Linked DNA regions of Homo sapiens: region 2 is linked to region 1. Evidence: read pairs that join two places in POLR2A ChIA-PET (ENCODE). Cell type or tissue: OCI-LY7. All regions are shown on one strand. Each heading gives the region's core, and the rest is flanking DNA. Links, peaks and the distances in the headings are about the cores only. Region 1 overlaps GSTO2 (glutathione S-transferase omega 2). Region 2 overlaps COL17A1 (collagen type XVII alpha 1 chain).

Region 1 (2,910 bases), core at 255-2,754:
CGTCTCTCTTTCTTTTCTTTGAAGTTCCCAATAAAATGAAAACAGGAAATGTATTCTTCTGATAATCATTTGTCTGACTCCTCTAGCCTGTAGCTGCTGCTACTGCTGCTTTTTTTTCCTTTTTTTTTTTGAGGCAAGATCTTGCTTCGTTACTCAGGCTGGAGTGCAGTGGGACAGTCGGCTCACTGCAGCCTTGAACTCCTGGGCTCAGTTGATTCTCCCGCCTCAGCCTCCTGAGAAGCTAGGACTACAGGTATGTGTCACCACGCCCAGCTAATTTTTAAAAAAATGTTGTTGAGACAGGGTCTCACTATGTTGCTCAGGCTGGTCTCCATCTCCTGGCCGCAAGCCATCCACCCAACTTGGTCTCCAAAGTGTTGAGATTACAGGCATGAGCCACCTGGCCTGCCTAGCCTGTAGCTTCTAACTATTTTCTAGAAAGTGCCTGGTGCTAATGTCAGAGCACATTTTGGGAGCCTGTGTGCCTCCTAACTCCTTGGCCTTCAGCCTAGTTTGATCTCCAGATTATTGGTGCAGATGCTGATGCTGAGGTTCAGGGTCAACCTATGACTGATGCTTGTCACTACAGAATGGCACCCTCCAAAGACCTCCCTGGTGAAAGCTTAAGAAGAGGGAGAAGGAAGAAGAAAACACTCCAAACCTAAATACCTTCCATTTGGCAAATGAATGTCGCTGTCCACGTGGGCGAGTATGAGTGTAATTCTCCAAACTTTGGCCATGGGCCTGGAGACACCGAGGGTCTTGTGACTGGAAAGAATTCCAAAGCAGGAAATGAAACACCGGTTTATCACCCAGGACTAACTACGTCAGAATTTCACTGGTGCTGTCAGGGCTCAGGATGTCTCACAAAATGTTCTATAGCCGGCATCCTGCCTTAAAAAAATACACACGCCCCAAACCCAGCCACAAGCAAAGGTCATTCCGTTGGATTTGCGTCACACTCTCTTCCAATTCATCTCAACAAATGCCTCTGGTTGCCTGTTGTGTACCAAGCCCAGGGGCACACTGGGGATAAAGTTGAAAAAGACATTGGCTCTGTCCCTGGGAGCCCCCATCTCTCCACTTATCTTGGTTGAGGTTTTAAACCTAGCGCTTTGGAGCTGCTTGTCTGTTGTAGGGATGCTTGTCTCTGATGTGGCCCCTCTGCCAGCTTCGCCAGGCAGTACCACCCCACTGAAGACAGCAAAGAGCTGAGGATGGCTGGTGCCAACAGGTCCCTTGGGCTGGGAGCATCTACTGCCTGCACTATGGGAGGGGGACCAAGTTTGTCCAATGCTGTTTCATCTCAGTGTCTGAGGATCAGCCTGTGATCATTTCAGCTTTGCTCATGCTGGATCCTTTCCCATCCTCCTAGCTGTGCTGAGACACCAGGCAGCAACAGGAGCGATGTTTTGCCTTGTCTGTGCTCCCTAAGGAGCTGTCTGCCACCTCTGCCTCTGAGACAGCCCAAATCAGCCCTCCTCTCTCCCCACGTCTCAGTCTGGCCCTGCCATCTGCTGGCTCTGGGTATATTTTGACCCATGTAAATAGTTACCAGGTGTTACTCTGTGCCAGCTGGACAGAAACAAGCCTGCTTGGTGAGGTGGCCAGAACTTCCAGAAGAGGCAGCGCATGACAGGGGCAGTCTGCCGCACCATCTGCTCCGGATGTGGAGCCCTGTTGCCATGGCACCCTAGTTAATGCTGAGTGAGGTCTGTGAATCACCGTTTTCCTGGGATCTTTGCTCCAAGAAGAGGGGAATCTTCTCCTGTGGCCTCTCATAGGACTTAGGAGATTGATCAGCCTTTTGCCGGTACAAATCCTGCATGCTAGTGAGTGCTTGTCATAAGACCAAAGTTACCACTGATGCAACAGGAAATGGCATGCCTCTGGCTCACCAAAATGAAGGTGTTCTCTTTTGGGGCTCCGCACACTAATTTAGAAAGCTTGAAGAACCAGGAATTATAGAATGGAGAAAAGCACTCATGGGGGAGGTTTGCAGCCTGGTGGCCTATAGCCCAGTTTGGGATTTGAGTGCCTCTTGGCCAGGCATGCTCCCTGCTGTTTACCAGGGTCCTGGTCACCTGCACATCCTTACACTTCCTCCATCTCGCTTCTTTGTCACTTGTCTGACCCACAGAGAAAACTGAGTTATCAATCTTTGAATAAAACTAGAAGGATGTGGCCTGGAGAAAAGAGGGAAGGAGGTAATTAAATAATGCTCCATGAAGAACTTTAAAAATATGCTTCTTAATTAATACATGTGGAAAGAATACATATGGGTTAAAAATACAATAATGTAAAAGAATAGAAAATCTTCCATTATCTTGTGTCCTAGAGATAACCACTTTTAGTAATTGGTGTCTACCTTTTTTTCCCCTTTTCTTTTAAATAATAGAGATGGGGTTTCGCTATGTTGACCAGGCTGGTCTTGAACTCCTGGCTTCAAGTGATCCTCCCATCTCGGCATCCCAAAGTGCTGGGATTATAGGTCTGAGTCATCATGCCTGGTGGGTGTCTATCTTATAAAAAGCACTAAACTTAAAGATTTAAAGGTGAGAGCCTGTATTAGGCCATTCTCATGGTGCTATAAAGAACTGCCCAAGACTGAGTAATTTATAAAGGAAAGAGGTTTAATTGACTCACAATTCCACATGGCTGGGGAAGCCTCAGGAAACTTTCAATCATGGTGGAAGGGGAAGCAAACATGTCCTTCTGCACAAGGTGGCAGAAGAGAGAAGTACAGAGCCAAAGAGGGAAAAACTCCTTATAAAACCATTAGATCTCATGAGAACTCACTCACTGTCATGAGAAAAGCATAGGGAAAACACTCCCACAATCGAATCACCTCCCTTGAGGTCCCTCCCCCAACATGTGGGGATTATAATTCAGATTAAAATTGAAGATGAG
Region 2 (2,910 bases), core at 224-2,723, 240 kb before region 1:
ATGTTTTTTGTAATGAAAAGTGTTTTTAGTTCCCTAAAATGGGGTGGTAGGACTTGACCTGCTTCTATCACACGGCGGTGGAAGGAAATGAGGAAAGGCTAAGGGGCTGGAGGCGTGCATGGCTTAGTCTCTTCTTGAGCTGCTGTGTAAAGACACAGTCACCCTGTTGTGTTAGGAGACAACCTAACTAACAAGTGTTAATTAGGGGCAGCTGGGGGCGGGGGGCCTGTTAGCTTCATCCCCTGAGCTAAGCTCCTTCTGCGGCCACCTCTGACCCACAGCCTGCCACTCCCCTGACCCCCACCCTGCTCCCTTCTGAGCCTTTAGGGAAACTCTTTAGAGTCTGGTGGCTTCTGTGCACTGCACTGCTTCCAGGCGAGGGACCATCATCTGGTCCATTAGCCATAAGCAGCCCCACTGGATCCTGTCACTGCAGGGTTCGCGGTTCTCACCCACCTGCAGTGGTGGTCTTGCCCTTTGTGGACACAGTCTTCAGGTCTCCTGAAAGGACAAACAGATTGACCTGAGCTTTTAAACTGGAGGAGCTAGCTGCTCTGCCTATGGAGTAGCCATTTTTTTATTCCTTTACTTTCTTAATAAACTTGCTTTCAACGACGTGCAGGAACATCCAGCATCTCAGTCCTCACTAATCTGATATTTGCGATAATTACATCCATGAAGACATGGCTTGGCAAACAATTAATGGTGGAAGAAAGCACTATGTTTTAATTCTCTTATGACCTTAAACCTTAACACCTCAAAACATTTTTGGAACACCAAGTTATGGGTGCCGCTTGCATTCAAACAATAAGTGTGGTTGTGAGAAATGACTCTGATTTCTTGGTTAAGGGACTCTGAACACAAGTTCCTGACCTGGGGTGGAAGGAATTGGGAATGAGAAGGATGAGCTTGGAGGAGGATTGTTCCTGAGTCCGTGATGCTATTTGAAAGTTGAGTGTTTAGGCCAGGCACGGTGACTCACGCCTGTAATCCCAGGACTTTGGGAGGCCGAGGCGGGCAGATCACGAGGTCAGGAGTTCGAGACCAGCCTGGCCAACATGGTGAAACCCCGTCTGTACTAAAAATACAAAAAAATTAGCTGGATGTGGTGGCACATGACTGTAGTCCCAGCTACTTGGGAGGCTGAGGCAGGAGAATCATTTGAACCCGGGAGGCAGAAGTTGCAGTGAGCTGAGACCATGCCACTGCACTCCAGCCTGGGCAACAGAGCAAGACTCCGTCTCAAAAAAAAAAAAACAAAAAAAGAAAAAGAAAGTTGAGTGTTTGTGGGCATGTGTAGAATTTACTCGGCAATTTGTTCATACCTTTCATCAGATTCTGAAAAGGATCTTTTGACTCCACAGCCCTAGACCTACCCCTAAAATGTCAGGAACTGCTAACTTTAAAGACTTACAGTCAGGTTCCAATCTCTCACCTTGTTAAAGTGATAACTGATTTGATTGGCATTCATTTGAAAATGTTCTATGACTTAACATTTTCCTTCCTTTACTGACCTCCCTGAAATCAGTGATTTGGAGAGATTCCTATAGGGCATCGTCAAGAAATGTGGTTATCAGACAAAGAACGCAGATATTTGGGAAGAAAAAAAAATAAAGCTAACAACTGCTTTGCAAAGCATTTTTCTATTAGTTCTGAAGATTATGGAGAAAAAGTAAAATGAGAAAACAAATGCCTTCGTAGACATGGCAGAGGCAGGCTTTTGCTTCAGTAATGCAAATGCAAATCACCTAGGAAGCTTGTTGAACTGCAGCTTCTGACTCAGCAGATCTGAGCTAGGGCTGGGATCCTGCTTTTATAACACACTCCCAGGTGTGGCTGATGCTGCTGGCCCGTGGACCACACTTTGAGTAGCAAGGTCTCCGAAGACAATGAAATGAAATGTGGCCTGGCTGAAGTCAAGGTGGACAACAATCATATTTGTTCTTACCATTAGCTTCGGCTTTTAGGCCTGAGTCAGCATTGTAGGCAGCTTGCTTTTCTTTTTTTAGGGTGTCTTCTGAAAAAGAAGCTATGTACAGAACCCATTATAACCTGGCATATTCTCTTCTCAACCTCTCAACTCTGTCCTGTGTTCCCCCCGCCCTTGCCCACTACCCTGCTTGGGAAGGTCTAGGTTAGACTGGTAAGAAGAGCCCCTCTTTCCTGGGGTTCATCTCCCCTGATCTGTGTTTGCGGTTAGACTTGCTGTCGCCCAAATGCCTCTCTGAGAGCTCTTTGCCTGAATTTTCTCAGCTCATCTGCATTCAAGGCAGACCCTGGAACATACTATTCAGACAGGTGCTTTTCATTAGAATGGGATGGCTATGGTTTCATGACTCATAGGGTCCCAAACCACCTTGCTAGGACATTTGGTCTCCTACACTATTTGGCTTTCTTCTGAAACCCAAGCCACACAGGATCTGACGCACTTGCAGCGATGCTGGCAGGGGAGGCTGTAAAGACCTTCCCGCTGTCCTTGGTCATGATGAGCAGCTCCATCTCCTTCTTGGCAGGTGTGTTGTCTTTCTCTAGGATCAGGAACTTGCAGTCCTTGTGCAAAAGGTCATCGCTCTGCACACTTGTGGTGCAGGCTGGGGAGAAAGAAAATGGGTAAGAAGGAAGGACATGTGCCAGGAGAAGGGAGAGGGGAGAAAAGACAAGAAGAGGAAGGAGAAGAAAGAGAAGGAGGAGGGAGGTAAATTAGCAGGTGTGTATGAGGGTCTCTTGTTCTTGCTGACAGTGGTTACTATGAAGCATCTTGGGGACCAAGGACACCCTCTATGCCTGGCTGGGCCTGGCCACCAAGAGTTTGGGTCAATGTCAGAAGCTCTGGATGGCTGGTTTATGGGGGCTGCCTCCCCTCCTGGAGATTATAGGATCTTTATTGAATGGGTAAAAGTCCCCCAGTCA

Evidence for each region. Peaks named below come from ENCODE experiments on the same cell type or tissue, not always from the same donor. Only the 100,000 strongest peaks of a DNase experiment are listed, where the experiment ranks them.
Region 2: POLR2A ChIA-PET joins it to region 1 with 6 read pairs; 2 of 35 experiments call an interaction of 5 or more read pairs at or near these places.

What each region holds. Positions count from the first base shown.
Region 1 is chr10:104,299,366-104,302,275 of GRCh38, forward strand. GSTO2 (glutathione S-transferase omega 2) reads left to right here. Exons shown (of 7, transcript NM_183239.2): 7 at 1-2,910. Among named protein-coding and RNA genes, the nearest start is that of ITPRIP-AS1, 23 kb to the right of the region's middle. RefSeq lists enhancers at 1-1,067, 884-1,385, 1,386-1,885. In OCI-LY7, for the core only: no CTCF peak of the experiment used is centred there; a DNase peak (open chromatin) is centred at 1,596; H3K4me3 peaks cover 297 bases.
Region 2 is chr10:104,057,690-104,060,599 of GRCh38, forward strand. COL17A1 (collagen type XVII alpha 1 chain) reads right to left here. Exons shown (of 56, transcript NM_000494.4): 14 at 2,430-2,591; 15 at 1,949-2,029; 16 at 457-501. Among named protein-coding and RNA genes, the nearest start is that of MIR936, 11 kb to the left of the region's middle. In OCI-LY7, for the core only: no CTCF peak of the experiment used is centred there; no DNase peak of the experiment used is centred there.